2 separate regions of the Homo sapiens genome follow, and region 2 is linked to region 1. A link is an interaction called in ENCODE POLR2A ChIA-PET data of the cell type or tissue named here. Cell type or tissue: PC-3. All regions are shown on one strand. Each heading gives the region's core, and the rest is flanking DNA. Links, peaks and the distances in the headings are about the cores only.

What was found. ChIA-PET counts read pairs that join two places held together with the same protein. Peaks named below come from ENCODE experiments on the same cell type or tissue, not always from the same donor. Only the 100,000 strongest peaks of a DNase experiment are listed, where the experiment ranks them.
Region 2: POLR2A ChIA-PET joins it to region 1 with 6 read pairs; 3 of 35 experiments call an interaction of 5 or more read pairs at or near these places.

What each region holds. Positions count from the first base shown.
Region 1 is chr17:75,293,812-75,301,176 of GRCh38, forward strand. It overlaps LOC124904059 (a long non-coding RNA gene), which reads left to right and starts at 1,708. Exons shown (of 2, transcript XR_007065908.1): 1 at 1,708-1,832; 2 at 3,900-4,068. RefSeq lists a silencer at 726-915 and enhancers at 1,966-2,025, 2,106-2,195, 2,216-2,265, 2,306-2,355, 3,768-4,027 and 2 more. In PC-3, for the core only: no CTCF peak of the experiment used is centred there; no DNase peak of the experiment used is centred there; H3K27ac peaks cover 614 bases.
Region 2 is chr17:75,561,465-75,568,829 of GRCh38, forward strand. LLGL2 (LLGL scribble cell polarity complex component 2) reads left to right here. Exons shown (of 26, transcript NM_001031803.2): 7 at 1,552-1,714; 8 at 1,867-1,999; 9 at 2,288-2,342; 10 at 2,889-3,043; 11 at 7,012-7,229; 12 at 7,308-7,365. Among named protein-coding and RNA genes, the nearest start is that of MYO15B, 23 kb to the right of the region's middle. RefSeq lists a silencer at 724-1,018 and an enhancer at 5,425-5,574. In PC-3, for the core only: no CTCF peak of the experiment used is centred there; a DNase peak (open chromatin) is centred at 3,787.

The sequences.
Region 1 (7,365 bases), core at 902-5,901:
GTTGTGTATTTCCATGAGGAACACCATAATGCCTGCTTGTCTGTCATTTTGTGATGTTTGCAGCCATCGTGTCTCAAAAAAGAATTGGTTCCTGGCCAGATGCGGTGGCCCACACCTGTACCAGCACTTTGGGAGGCCAAGCTGGGTTGGTCATCTTGAGGTCAGGAGTTTGAGACCAGCCTGGCCAACATTGTGAAACCCCTGACCTCAAGTGATTTGCCTGCTTCAGCCTCCCAAAGTGCTAGGATTACAGGCATGAGCCACCGTGCCTGGCCTTAATTTTTGGTAGAGACAGCATAGGATCTCCCTATGCTGCTCAGGCTGGTCTTAAACTCCTGGGCCTCCCAAAGTCCTGGGATTACAGGTGTAAGCCACCATGCCTGGCCTTTACCAAAGAAATCTTTGCCTAGTCAAAGGTTATAAAGATTTTCTCCTATGTTTTCTAATAGAAATTTTATAGTTTTAGGTTTTACATCTAGGTCTCTGATCCATTTTTAGTTATTTTTTGTTTGGTATGAGATATTGAAGGTTTTTTTCTTGTACTTGGATATTTAATTGTTCTAGTACATGGAACTCTGTTTTTGTTGAAAAGTCTATTCTTTCTCCACTAAACTGCTCTGTTCATGTTTGTTGAAAATCAGTTCATGTGTACACAAAATGATGACCTTTTTTCTTTTTTCACTCAATGCAAGTAATGATAAGCATTGTCCACACAGGAAAAAGATAGTTAAAGGTGTTGCCGGGCACGATGGCTCACGCCTGTAATACCAGCACTTTGGGAGGCCGAGGTGAATGGGTCACCTAAGGTCAGAAGTTCAAGACCAACCTGGCCAACATGGTGAAACCCCGTCTCTACTAAAAGTACAAAAATTAGCTGGGCATGGTGGCAGGTGTCTGTTATCCCAGCTACTCAGGAGGCTGAAGCAGGAGAATCACTTGAACCCAGGAGGCGGAGGTTGCAGTGAGCTGAGATCACACTACTGCACTCCAGCCTGGGTGGCAAGAGTGAGACTCCATCTCAAAAAAAAAAAAGATGTTAAGGTGGGCTTGGTGCAGTGACTCATGCCTGTAATCCCAGCACTTTGCGAGGCCGAGACAGGTGGATCACTTGAAGTGAGGAGTTCGAGACCAGCCTGGCCAACATGGTGAAACCCCGTCTCTACTAAAAATACAAAAATTATCTGGGCGTGGTGGTGGGCACCTGTAATCCCAGCTACTCAGGAGGCTGAGGCAGGAGAATCACTTGAACCTGGGAGGAGGAGGTTGCAGTGAGCCGAGATCACTCCACTCCAGCCTGGACAACACAGCAAGACTCCATCTCAAAAATAAACAAAAATAAATAAATAAATAAAAATAAAGATGTTAAGTTGGCCCATAATGGGCAGAACCTAAAAAAGAAATTTGACTTCCTGTTCTAGTCGAAAGCGTCCCTCACTGTGGTCTTCCGGGCTGCACTGTCCTCCCTCACTCCCTCTGTCTCCTTGCTTAGGGATTGCCTTATTTCCCCATGCAAGTGCAGCCCTCATGTTTTATCTCTGTTGTCCAGGTCAGTTTGTGAACTGATTGCTAACCTCTTTCCAGATCATCTCTTTGGCTAAGGAGATCTTTGGCCCTACTTTGTTTTCCTGAACTAGAGCAAACCCACATTTTAGAATGGGCCTCTTCAAAGGCCAATCAGCAGATAAGCCAGGAAGGACCTTTGACTACAGGCTAATTGTAGGGTGACTTAGACCCAGGGCACCACAGATGGTCAGAACTGGAAAGATTCATGGAGGTCATTTCATCTGGCCGGGGCCCAGAAGGACTAGGAGATGTGCCTGCAGTCCCTCAAGGTCAGGTGGCAAATTGGTGGCTGGGATGAGATGAGACTGGAGGTAGATGCTAGTTTTCCTGGGCTGACCCGGATTGTAGTTTTTATATATTTCAAATTTGGCCATTTCATTTTAAGTTAAATATGTTTAGTAAATCTGAAAAGAGAAACCAGAAAGTAACGGTTCCCGTCAGCTTGGGGAAGTGAATCCTTCTGTGACTTCACCAACACTTACCCTAAAGAGGCCTATAAAAAGCTCCTTTGGACTTCCCCCGCCTCCTAAGAAGGAGTAAATATCTCCTTGGCCTTGACCAAATAGAGTTGGTATTTAGCAGCTGCTTGAGCTGATGCTTCTGAGGCAAATGAGTCTCTTAACATCTAACTGAGTTGGTCAGCTCTCTGTAAGAGGCCTGAAAGTCAGAAGGCAACTTGCTGTGTGTCTCTGGCAAGTAACTTTCCTTCTCTGGGCTGCAGTTCCTTCATCTGTTCAGATGGAGTTGGACTACAGGGTAGGTCAAGCCTTGCTGCCTCTGCACCTCCACAGTTCTAAAATATAATCTGCATTTTTTTTTTTTTTTGAGACGGAGCCTCGCTCTGTTGCCCAGGCTGGAGTGCAGTGGCGCAATCTCGGCTCACTGCAAGCTCTGCCTCCCGGGCTCAAGCCATTCTGCCTCAGCCTCCCGAGTAGCTGCGACTACGGGCACCTGCCACCACGCCCAGCTAATTTTTTGTATTTTTAGTAGAGACGGGGTTTCACCGTGTTAGCCATGATGGTCTCGATCTCTTGACCTCGTGATCCACCTGCCTCAGCCTCCCAAAGTGCTGGGATTACAGGCGTGAGCCACTGTGCCCGGCCTTTTTTTTTTTTTTTTTTTTTTTTAATGGAGATGGAGTCTCACTATGTTGTCCAGGCTGGTCTCGAGCTCCTGGCCTTAAGCAATCACCTCGCTTCAGCCTCCCAAAGTGCTGGGATCAAGGGTTTGAGCCACCATATGCCTGGACTTAAAAAAAACAACAACTCATCAAATATTGAGGGCCTGTTTTGGCCAGACACTGTTTTAGATGTTGGAGATTCAGCAGTGAATCAATCAGAATTCTTGCCCTCTTGGATCAGGCTTTCTTTCACTCAGCAATATGCAGCTAAGGTTTTTCCACAATTTCTCCTGGCCTGATAGTGTGTTTCTTTTTGGTGTGGAATAACATTTCATTGTGCGGTTCCAGCACACAGTTTGCTTATCCATTCACCTATTAAAGGATGTCTTAGCTGGGCACAGTGGCTCATGCCTGTAATCCCAGCACTTTGGGAGGCCGAGGTGGGCAGATCACGAGGTTAGGAGTTCGAGACCAGCCTGGCCAACATAGTGAAACCCCCGTCTCTACTAAAAATACAAAAAATTAGCTGGACGTGGTGGTAGGCGCCTGTAATCCCAGCTACTTAGGAGGCTAAGGCAGGAGAATTGATTGAACCTGGGAGGCGGAGGTTGCAGTGAGCTGAGATCATGCCATTGTACTCCAGCACAGGTGACAGTGCGAGACTCCGTCTCAAAAAACCCAAAAAAACAGGACATCTTAGTTGCTTCCAAGCTTTAGCATTTATGAATAAAGTTGCCATAAGCCTTCATGTGCAGGTTTTTGCATGGATATAAATCTCCATCATTTTATTTTATTTTATTTTATTTTTAAATGAGACGGGGTGTGCCCAGGCTGGTCTTGAACTCCTGACCTCAAGCAATCCACCCACCTTGGCCTTCCAAAGTGCTGAGATTACAGGCATGAGCCACTATGGCCGGCCTTCATTTTATTTTTTAAAACTTAATAGAGCTAAAGGGCTGAGGAAATAATGAGAAGCCAACCACTGATGGAGGATTCTGGAGGAAGTTCTGATAGGCTGCAAGCCCCAAAGATAGGGGCACCTTGGCAACAGTTCCTTTTTTTCTTTGTTCTTTCAGATTTACTCAGCAAATGACTCAAACACCAGTAAACTAAAATAAAAAAAAAAAAGAAAGAAAGAAAGAGAGGATTCACTGTCCAGTAACTTTCAATAGCTGATTTCTTACCCATTTTGACTTTCTTCTGTTGCTCTTCTCAGGGGAGTCAAACATCAAGAGGCTACAGGGCGCCGGGTGCGGTGGCTCACGTCTGTAATGCCGGCACTTCAGGAGGTCGAGGCGGGCGGATCATCTGACGTCAGGAGTTTGAGACCAGCCTGGCCAACGTGGTGAAACCCTGTCTCTACTAATAATAAAAAACTAGCTGGGTGAGGTGGCTCATGCCTGTAATCCCAGCACTTTGGGAGGCCGAGGCAGGCAGATCACTTGAGGTTAGGAGTTTGAAACCAGCCTTGCCAACATGGTGAAACCCCGTCTCTACTAAAACTATAAAAATTATCTGGGCGTGGTGGCACCTGCCTGTAATCCCAGCTACTCTGGAGGCTGAGGCAGGAGAATGGCTTGAATCCGGGAGGCGGAGGTTGCTGTGAGCTGAGATCGCGCCATTGCACTCCAGCCTAGGCAACAGGAGCGAAACTCCGTTGTTTCGCTACAGGAAATTCCAAAAAGAGGCTACAGGAAATGTCAATACCAGGCCAGAGAAGAAGGGTTCCCAAGTTTGCTGGAGGGTCTCAAGGCTTCCAGCTTTGTGGTTTTCGGCATTTGGTTCTCTTTGACCAGATCATCAACTGTTGTGGGTGACCACGCCTCCTCACTCATCACCTGTTTCTGAGCTTCTGTGAGAAAGAATTTTCTGGCTGGGCGCGGTGGCTCACTCCTGTAATCCCAGCACTTTGGGAGGCCGAGGTGGGTGGATCAACTGAGGTCAGGAGTTCAAGACCAGCCTGGCCAACATGGTGAAACCCCTTCTCTACTAAATATACAACAAAAATTAGCCAGGCGTGGTGGAAGGTGCCTATAATCCCAGCTACTCGGGAGGCTGAGGCAGGAGAATCGCTTGAACCTGGGAGGCAGAGGTTGCAGTGAGCCAAGATCACGCCACTGCACTCGAGCCTGGGCAACAAGAGCGAAAATCTGTCTCAAAAAATAAAATAAAAGGAATTTTTGCTGTGTCTGTGGGAAGCCCATCTTCACCCTGCCTGCCATCAAATGCACACAGAGAACAGAGTGCAGCCCTGTCGTGAAGGTAGAGGTGTCTGTGTGTGGAAGGGTTGACATGTCCCACATCCACCGCAAACCATGTCTTCTTTTATTTTTTATTTTTTGAGACAGAGTCTCGCTCTGTAGCCCAGGCTGGAATGTAGTGGCAGCGGTTTTGGCTCACTGCAACCTCTGTCTCCAAAGTTTCAGCAGTTCTCCTGCCTCAGCCTCCTGAGTAGCTGGGATTACAGGCACGCGCCACCACACCCAGCTAATTTTTTATTATTAGTAGAGACAGAGTTTCACCATGTTGGCAAGGCTGGTCTCGAACTCCTAACCTCAGGTGATCTGCCTTCCTCGGCCTCCCAAAGTGCTGGGATTCCAGGCGTGAACCACCGCGCCTAGCCACAGACCACGTCTTCTTCCGTGACAATTTACGGTTCCTGACTCAAGGATGACTACCTCTCCCAGCACTTTGGAAGGCTGAGGCAGGAGGATTACTTGAGCCCAGGAGTTCAAGACCAGCCTGGGCAACAATAGTGAGACTTTGTTTCTACCAAAAAAAAAAAAAAAAAAAAACCGCTGGATGTGTGGCACGCGCCTGTAGTCCTAGCTCCTTGGGAGGCTGAGGTGGAAGGTTCTCTTGAGCCTGGGAGGTCAAGGCTACAGTGAGCCAAAATCATGCCACTGCACTCCAGCCTGGGAGTGCAGGACCCCGTCTCAAAAACAAAAAATGGGCCGGGCGAGGTGGCTCACGCCTGTAATCCCGGCACTTTGGGAGGCCGAGGCAGGAGGATCATGAGGTCAGGAGATCAAGACCATCCTGGCTAACATGGTGAAACCCCGTCTCTACTAAAAATACAAAAAATTAGCTGGGCGTGGTGGAGGGCACCTGTAGTCCCAGCTACTTGGGAGGCTGAGGCAGGAGAATGGTGTGAACCCGGGAGGTGGAGCTTGCAGTGAGCTGAGATCGCACCGCTGCACTCCAGCCTGGATGACAGAGTGAGACTCCATCTGAAAAAAAAAAAAAAAAAAAAAGTTGACTACTTTTGGGAGCTCCAAATCTAAGAAGCAGGCTATGAGAAAATGGGCCTAAAGCCTCCTCAAATCCATAGCAAATCAGGCAGGGTGGTCATGTCATTACTCCCAAGACAGAAACAGATTTTCTCCTGTCCCAGTATTGATACATTTCTTTCCACTGGGCTTTTCCTGTATTTAAGTGATGTGTTTTTGTTTTTAACACAATTATAATCCTACTGTACATGTAAGATTATGCGCTTTCATTTAACATTGTACTATGATGATGTTTTCCATGTTTTTTAAGTTTTTCATAAAGTATAACTTTTGTTGGTTGTATCACAATCTTTTTTTTCTTTTTTGAGATGAGATCCTCCTCTGTTGCCCAGTGGCAGTGCAGTGGCATGATCACGATTTATTGCAGCCTTGACGGCCCAGACTCATGCAATTCTCCCACCTCAGCTTCCTGAATAACTGGGACCACAGGTGTGTACCACCATGCCTGGCTAATTTTTATTTTATTATTTGTAGAGATGAGGTTTTCCTATGTTGTCCAGGTTGGTCTCCAACTCCTGGGATCAAGCAATCCTCCCGTCTCAGCCTTCCAAACTGCTTGGATTACAGGCATGAGCCACTGCACCTGGCTCATAATGATTTTTAAAGCTTATTTGTATTAAGATATAATTCACATAACATTAAAAAACATCAAAAAACTGTATGTTTAAAAATATACAGCTTCGTGGGGTTTGTTTAGTATATTGTGCAATCATCACCGCTATCCAATTCCAGAGCTTTTTTTTTTTTTTTTTTTGAGACAGAGTTTTGCTCTTGTTGCCCAGGCTGGAGTGCAGTGGTACCATCTTGGCTCGCTGCAACCTCCGCCTCCCAGCTTCAAGCAATTCTCCTGCCCCTGCCTCCCGAGGGTGGGGAGGGATTACAGGCACCCGCCACCACATGAAGCTAATTTTCAGATTTTTGGTAGAGACAGGGTTTCACCCTGTTGGCCAGGCCAGTCTCGAACTCCTGACCTCAAGTGATCCACCCGCCTCGGCCTCCCCAAGTGCTGGGATTACAGGTGTGAACCACTGCACCTGGCCAGCACCATCTTATTAATACATTCCCACCAGCGAGGTCTGCGGTTCCAGTTTCTCGCCATCCCCGCTGACACTCGATGTTTTTTCTTTGGTGGATGCTCACATGCTTCTGCATGAGCCTTTTTCCCTCCTTTCCCCACGCCTCAGTTCTGGAGTCACCGTCTCTCTGAAGTCTCTCCTGACCCCATCCAAGTCGGCCTCCCCTCTGCTCTCCTTGCCCCGCTGCCTTCTGGGATGGATTACTGCTCAGTATCTGCCACGGTATCTCCGGCTTCCTGAGGGCTGGTGTTTGGTAACTTTCTTATGCATCTCTGTCTCCAGCACCTGGGCCTGTGTTCGACGGCTCAGTAGACAC
Region 2 (7,365 bases), core at 1,554-6,553, 270 kb after region 1:
CAAAAAATAAAAATTAGTTGGGCAAGGCGGCACACGTCTGCAGTCTCAGCTACTTGGGAGGTGGGAGGATCACTTGAGCCCAGGAGTTGGAGGCTGCAGTGAGCCATGATCAGGTCACTACCCTCCAGCCTGGGTGACAGAATGAGATCCTGTCTCTAAAAAGATTAAAAATTAGGCCGGGCGCGGTGGCTCACGCCTGTGATCCCAGCACTTTGGGAGGCGGAGGCGGGTGGATCACCTGAGATCAGGAGTTCGAGACCAGCTTGGGCAACATGGCGAAACCCCGTCTCTACTAAAAGTATAAAAAATTAGCCTGGCATGGTTGTGGGTGCCTGTAATCCCTGATACTCGGGAGGCTGAGCAGGGAGAATTGCTTGAACCCCGGAGGTGGAGGTTGTGGTGAGCCGAGGTCACACCACTGCACTCCAGCCTGGGCAACAGAGCGAGACTCCCATCTCAAAAAAAAAAAATTAAATATTGAATATTAAAGTCCCCTTCAACTCTCACTCTTGATTCAAATTCTAATGTCAGTGAGGTCAGTGCTAGCAGTAGATGTGCCAGATATAGATAATGTGGAGAGCTTGGGTTTAGTGTGGCTTGGGTCCAGGCTGGGTCCACTTCCCACATCCTTGCTGTTGGCTGTTGGTCCTGTGCCTGCTGCCTTGTGGTTTTTTTGTTGGCTGCAACACCTCCAGCCCTCACGGCAGCATTCCAGGCCTGGAGACGGGGCAGGGGTCAAGGCTCCAGGGCCAGGCCAACTCACACAGAGTTTTGTTTTATGGGGCTAAAAAACTTCTTTATTATTAAACACTCCCTTTTGCAAAAATGCACTGAATATGAATGTACAGTTTAACAGATTCTTGTAGAGCATCCTTGCAGCCTTCCTGCCGGGCATAGAAATAGAACTTTGATGCCCTCCGGAGGTCTTATGCACCCTTCCTAGTCAAGGCTCCCTCTTGCCCCCACATTGACTTTTCCAGAAGTCACTGCCTTGCCTTGCCTTATAATTGTACCGCCTGTGTTTACATCACTGGAGGTTGTGTCCATGTCTCTGTCTTGTTCTACATGCTGCCCTTCTCCCCTTGGTGACATGTCCTAGCCATCTTTCTTTCTTTTTTTTTGGAAATGGAGTCTCACTCTGTCACCCAGGCTGGAGTGCAGTGGCACGATCTCGGCTCACTGCAACCTCCGCCTCCTGGGTTCAAGCAATTCTCCCGCCTCCGCCTCCCAAGTAGCTGGGGTTATAGCCATGTGCCACCACGCCCAGCTAATGTTTTATATTTTTAGTAGAGACAGGGTTTTGCCATGTTGGCCAGGCTGCTCTCAAACTCCTGACCTCAAGTGGCCTGCCCACCTTGGGCTCCCAAAGTGCTGGGATTACAGGCATGAGCCACCACGCTCGGCCATCCACTGCGCCCAGCCCCTAGCCATATTTCTATGCTGGCACATGGAGCAGCCACCTCTGCATAGGGAGCCCCATGGCTGTGCCATGCTGGGGGCCATTCCCCCTGGTGGACGGCATCGGAGGCTCACGGCACTCCCCTCGCCCAGGTTGCCAGAGGAGGCCCGCCACCGGCGTGTGTTCGAGATGGTGGAGGCACTGCAGGAGCACCCTCGAGACCCCAACCAGATCCTGATCGGCTACAGCCGAGGCCTCGTTGTCATCTGGGACCTACAGGGCAGCCGCGTGCTCTACCACTTCCTCAGCAGCCAGGTAGGCAGTGCCCAGGACATGGCAGGCGCCATGTTGCTCTCCCAGGGCCCCAAGTGGCACATACACACTGTGCAGAGGCATGGGGTGCAGGCGATGGGAACGCCGCCTCGGTCCAGCGTGCTGCCCTCTGTCCCTCTCCTCTTCCTCCATAGCAACTGGAGAACATCTGGTGGCAGCGGGACGGCCGCCTGCTCGTCAGCTGTCACTCTGACGGCAGCTACTGCCAGTGGCCCGTGTCCAGCGAAGCCCAGCAACCAGAGCCCCTCCGCAGCCTCGTGCCTTACGGTCAGTGTTTCACCCGCCGGGCAGGGCCCACCCCCAGTGCCTCCTGGATTCAGGTGCAGGTTGCTCAATTCTGAAGCAAACTCCAGGGCCAGAGAGGGTAAAGGCTTTGTCCAAAGCCACACAGCAGGGTTCGCCTCACCCAGTTTCTTGGGGAACTTCTCGGAGCAAGATTCCCAAGCACAGGTCTACCATGTGGATGTGGCATGAGCTAGAGGGATCTGTGCCTGTGGGGACTGACACTTGTCTGAGAGTTTGAGGATCCGTTCAAGCCGATTCCTTTCCTTTCAGGTCCCTTTCCTTGCAAAGCGATTACCAGAATCCTCTGGCTGACCACTAGGCAGGGGTAGGTATCCATGCTGGTCCTCTTTCCTCTCCAGAGCCTTCCTGGAGGGCTAGAAAGGTCACTTAGGCCTCTGCCTGGGAAGTTGGTGCCAGTGAACACTCTCAGGTCCCGTGTTGGGGTCTTGGACACCAGGGAGGGGAGACAGGGTAGACGCTATTCACGTCTCTCAGCGGCCCAATTCCTGCCAAGTTCATTCTTGCTCCTTTCTTCCACCTTCCCAGAGAGACGGTACTGAGCAGCAGGTCTTAAACTCCTTTAGTTGGCAGCCCTGTTTCTTCAGACAAAATCACTCTGGGTGATGTTCAAACAGAATTGGTGGGGGCACCCAGCATGAGGCAGGAGTGGCTGCTGAGACTCAGAGCCCCCAGCCTGGATGCCCTCACCTTACCTCCAAGTCCTCCTGGGCTGTAGCAGTTGGAAGGAGATGGGGTCCAGTCTCCCCTGCTCCTGGGGACCTTGACTGAGTGGTGACTTTGATTGCCGGCCTGTGGCTGTTGAGGCTGTGCCAGGAGCCCCAGCCCACTGCCGCTCCTCTGTGCCTGCCAGGTTGCCCTTCACCATCTTCCAGGGTGGCATGCCACGGGCCAGCTACGGGGACCGCCACTGCATCTCAGTGATCCACGATGGCCAGCAGACGGCCTTCGACTTCACCTCCCGTGTCATCGGCTTCACTGTCCTCACAGAGGCAGACCCTGCAGCCAGTAGGAGAGCTTCGGGAGTGGGTGCCCAGGGTTAGGTGTGGGAGGCATGGGGCAGGACCATCAGTAAAGACAGGGCCAGGTGCAGTGGCTCCTGCCTGTAACCCCAGTGCTGTGGGAGGCCAAGGTGGTAGGATCGCTTGAACCCAGGAGTTCAAGTCCAGCCTGGACAACGTAGGGAGACCCTTGTCTCTACAAAAAATAAAAAAATTAGCCAGGTGTTGTGGCACGTACCTGTAGTCCTAGCTACTCAGGAGGCTGAGGTGGGAGGATCACTTGAGCCTGGGAGGTGGAGGTTGCAGCGAACCAGGATCATGCTACTGTACTCAGCCTGGGTGACATAGCCAGACTGTGTCTCAAAAAAAAAAAAAAAAAGGGCTCTGCACAGATGTTCCTAAGCCTACCACTGTCCTGAGTCCCTTAGCCTCACTGCACCCCAAGGTGCAGTGTCATCAAGCCCTACAGCTCCTTTCTCTGCCTCCCTGCCACCCTCCCCAGCTAGAGACCCAGCCCAGCCACACCTCCTGTCTGCCCCGGGCTCTCTGCCCTTTCCAGACTGTAATGGGACTTAGCCCACAGGGGGCTGATCTGTACTGTTGGATTTAACACCCACCCCGCTGAGGCAAGAGGGTCCTGGCTTAGAGATGGCAAAGCCCGCCTTCTGGGCAGGGCAGAAGGTGGCTGTGCAGCCTCCTGGAGCTCCAGCAGGACCGGCAGAGCCCTGAGTCAGCCTCGTAAATTGTGTGACAGGCAAGACCAGAAAGGGCTGATGTTGAAACCTGGAGAGGAGCCCTGCAGGAGCTCTCCAGGAGGGAGGGCCCTCTCCTAATGATGCTGGCCTGAAAGGGCCTGAGGCCGAAAGGTGAGGGGGCGGGGCTGTTCAGGACACCTGGTCTGTGTACTCACGGCCTCTATCTACCCTGTTCAGGGGAACCCCAAACCTGCTTTTCTTTCTTTCTCAGCCTCTCCTCCCTCCTCACACCCTGGATGCTGAGAGCAGGGCCCAGCTCTGCTCTTTCCACAACATTTGGGCCATGTTGGCACAGAGCGGGGGCCTCTTGGGCTATGGTGGCCACACTCCCCGGGCTAACTGAGTTACCTGATTCCCAGCGGAAAGGTCAGGAAGGGAGGGAAGAAACTTGCTGAGCTACAAATTCGAGACTGCTGGGGCTTTCTAGGACAGGCCACCTTCCTGCAATTGTCCCTCTGTGTCCCCAACTCCCCGCAGTCCCGCAGGCCAGGAGGTGGGTGCCTGATGAGCGGTGCTTCCCTCAGATGATATGTGGGCACCCTGAAGCTCTCACGTAATGGTTCTGCTGTGCCGGGTTGTGACCCAGCTGTCCTTGGTAGGCTCTCCTGTTTAATGAGCAACTGCTATATGCCAGGCCCTGTTCTAGAAACAGATGAGGCCCCTGTTCCCATGGAACTTAGATCTGAGTATGTGGACAGAGTGAGTAGGTTGCCAGATAATGTCAGAGGTAAGAAAAAAGCCAGGCAGAGGACAGCAGTGCTGGTTTAGACAAGGGTTGGCAAGGCCTCCCTGATAAGGGGACGTATTTGCGCAGACACGGAAGCAGTCTGATGGAAGGCTTGCCCTGTAGGGACCTGGGGTGCAGACTGAGCTGGGAGGGCTCTTGGCTTGCTCCAATGAGGTAGGGGCGAAGAGAGGGCAGAATGGCCCCCGTGCTGGTCCAGATGTGGCCAGCGCCAGATCGTATAGAGCCGTGGAGGCACGGTAAGGACTTGGGGTTTGAGGGAGATGAGGGCCCTGAGCAGGGGTGCCATGATCTAGCCTCTGCTCCAGAAGGATCTGTCTGGCTGCCATGTGGGGGACACGGAGTGGAGCAAAGACGGGAGCCCAGTGAGAGTCGAGGGAGAGGTGACCTCAGCTTGGGCTGCGGTGCAGGCCATGGGACTGGCAGGAGGTGGCTGGGGTTACGCTGTCTTTTCTAACATTCAGCATTGGCTCAGGGGCCAGGTCAGGGCTCACAGACTGTTGCTATAAAGGGCTGGGTGGCTTTCTTCCCCACAGCTACTCAGCCTAATGCCATTGCAGAGCACATGTAGCCATGGACAACACAAGGGGCGTATCCGTGTTCCAGGACAGCCATATTGACAGGAATAGGCAGGAGGCCAGATTTGGTCCTCAGGCTGTAATTTCTTGGCCCCTTGTCTAGGGAGAGGTAAACGAGGGGAGGAGAGATCAGTCAAGGATGACGTGAGGGTTTGCTGGGAGCACCAGGAATCCTGGAGAAGGTAGTGGCAAGAGGGTGCAGCAAGCTCAGCTGGGCGGGGATCAAGTCTGAGGACTTAATGTCTCCTCTGATCTCCAGACCCATAAGGGAGATGCTGAGTAGACAACTGGGGCTTATGGGTCTGGAGTTCAGAGGAGAGATCGGGAAGGTGTCCATTTGGAGTCATCCACGCAGAGATGTGTGAAGGCTGCTCAATGATTTTGAGGTTTAAAGAAAAAAAGAGATGTGAAACCAGGGGCCCTGATGAGGCTGCCCAGGTGGTAAGGAAGACAGAAGAGAAGCCATGGGACAGCTGAGCCCGGGCACCCTCAAGCCTTGGAGGCATGAAGTTTGGTGGGGATCTGGCAAAGAACACCTGGGAGCAGCCAGCGGGCAGCAGACCCCAGAGTAGCAGGGAAGACAAGCACTTCAAAGAGGCAGCGTCAGCCAGGGGCAGTGGCTCAGCTGTAATCCTAGCACTTTGGGAGGCCAAGGATGGCAGATCACCTGAGGTTAGGGGTTCGAGACTAGCCTGGCCAACATGGTGAAACCCTGTCTCTACTAAAAATAAAAAATTAGCCAGGCATTGGTGGTATGTGCCTGTAATCCCAGCTACTCGAGAGGCTGAGGCAGGAGAATCTCTTGAACCCGGGAGGCAGAGGTTGCAGTGAGCCGAGATCATGCCATTGCACTCCAGCCTGGGCAACAAGAGCGAAACTCCGTCTCAAAAAATAAAAAAGAAAAACAAAAATTAGCCAGGCGTGGTGGTGAGTGCCTGTAATCCCAGCTACTTGGGAAGCTGAGGCAGGAGAATCGCTTGAACCCGGGAGGCGGAGGTTGCAGTGAGCTGAGATCGCACCACTACACTCCAGCCTGGGTGACAGAGCAAGACTCCATCTCAAAAAAAAAAGAGAAAAAAAAGACTGGGCACAGTGGCTCATGCCTGTAATCCCAGCATTTTGGGAGGCCAAGGTGGGAAGATCACTTGAGCCCAGGAGTTCAACACCAGCCTGAGCAACATGGCGAAACCCTGTCTCTACCAAAAATACAAAAGTTAGCTGGGTATCGTGGCTCACACCTGTAATCCCAGCTACTTGGGAGCCTGAGGCAGGAGGATCGCTTGAACCTGGAGGTGGAGGTTGCAATGAGCCGAGATCACACCACTGTACTCCAGCCTGGGCGACAGAGTGTGAAACCCTGTCTCGAGAAAAGAAAAAAAAAAAAAAAGACAAATGGTTTAATCATCCAGCGCACATTTATTGAGCACTAGCTGGGTCCAGGCCTGAGTGAGGTGATGTGATTGTGTGCAGTAAAGAAAATGCCACCCCTAGCAACTGGTGTGCTGAAGACCACGCGTGCTGCTGCCTGTGGGGAGAGGCTTGACAGGTGCATCTGAGCAGGGAGAGCAGGCCCCATGGAGGAGAAACCAGGGAAGAGGGTTGGCAGGCACAGCTGCATGCCTCTGGGGTGCCTATCCTGGTTGGGACCCTGCCTTCCAGCCAGGTGTATCCCCCCAGGAGCCCTGTGCCAGGGAGCTCTCAGCAGCCTTGCATGCAGAGCCAGGGCTACTGCCCACACCTGCTGCCCTCCTGGAGATGGAAAGGCTTTGCTCAAGCAGCCAAGAACAGGGCTTTCTGGATCTGCAGATGCCCTGGCTCCAACCCTGGAGCTTCTGATTCCACAGAGCTGGGCTGCTTCCTCCTGGCCCCGGCCCCTGACCCTTGCCCTGTACCCCAGCCTTTGACGACCCCTATGCCCTGGTGGTGCTGGCTGAGGAGGAGCTGGTGGTGATTGACCTGCAGACAGCAGGCTGGCCACCGGTCCAGCTGCCCTACCTGGCTTCTCTGCACTGTTCCGCCATCACCTGCTCTCACCACGTCTCCAACATCCCGCTGAAGCTGTGGGAGCGGATCATTGCCGCCGGCAGCCGGCAGAACGCACACTTCTCCACCATGGTAGGTCTGGCCCTGGCCCCAGCCCCAGCCCCACCGCAAGCCAAACTCTCCCATGGACTTCTTGGTCTCTTTTTCTAGGAGTGGCCAATTGATGGTGGCACCAGCCTGACCCCAGCCCCACCCCAGAGGGACCTGC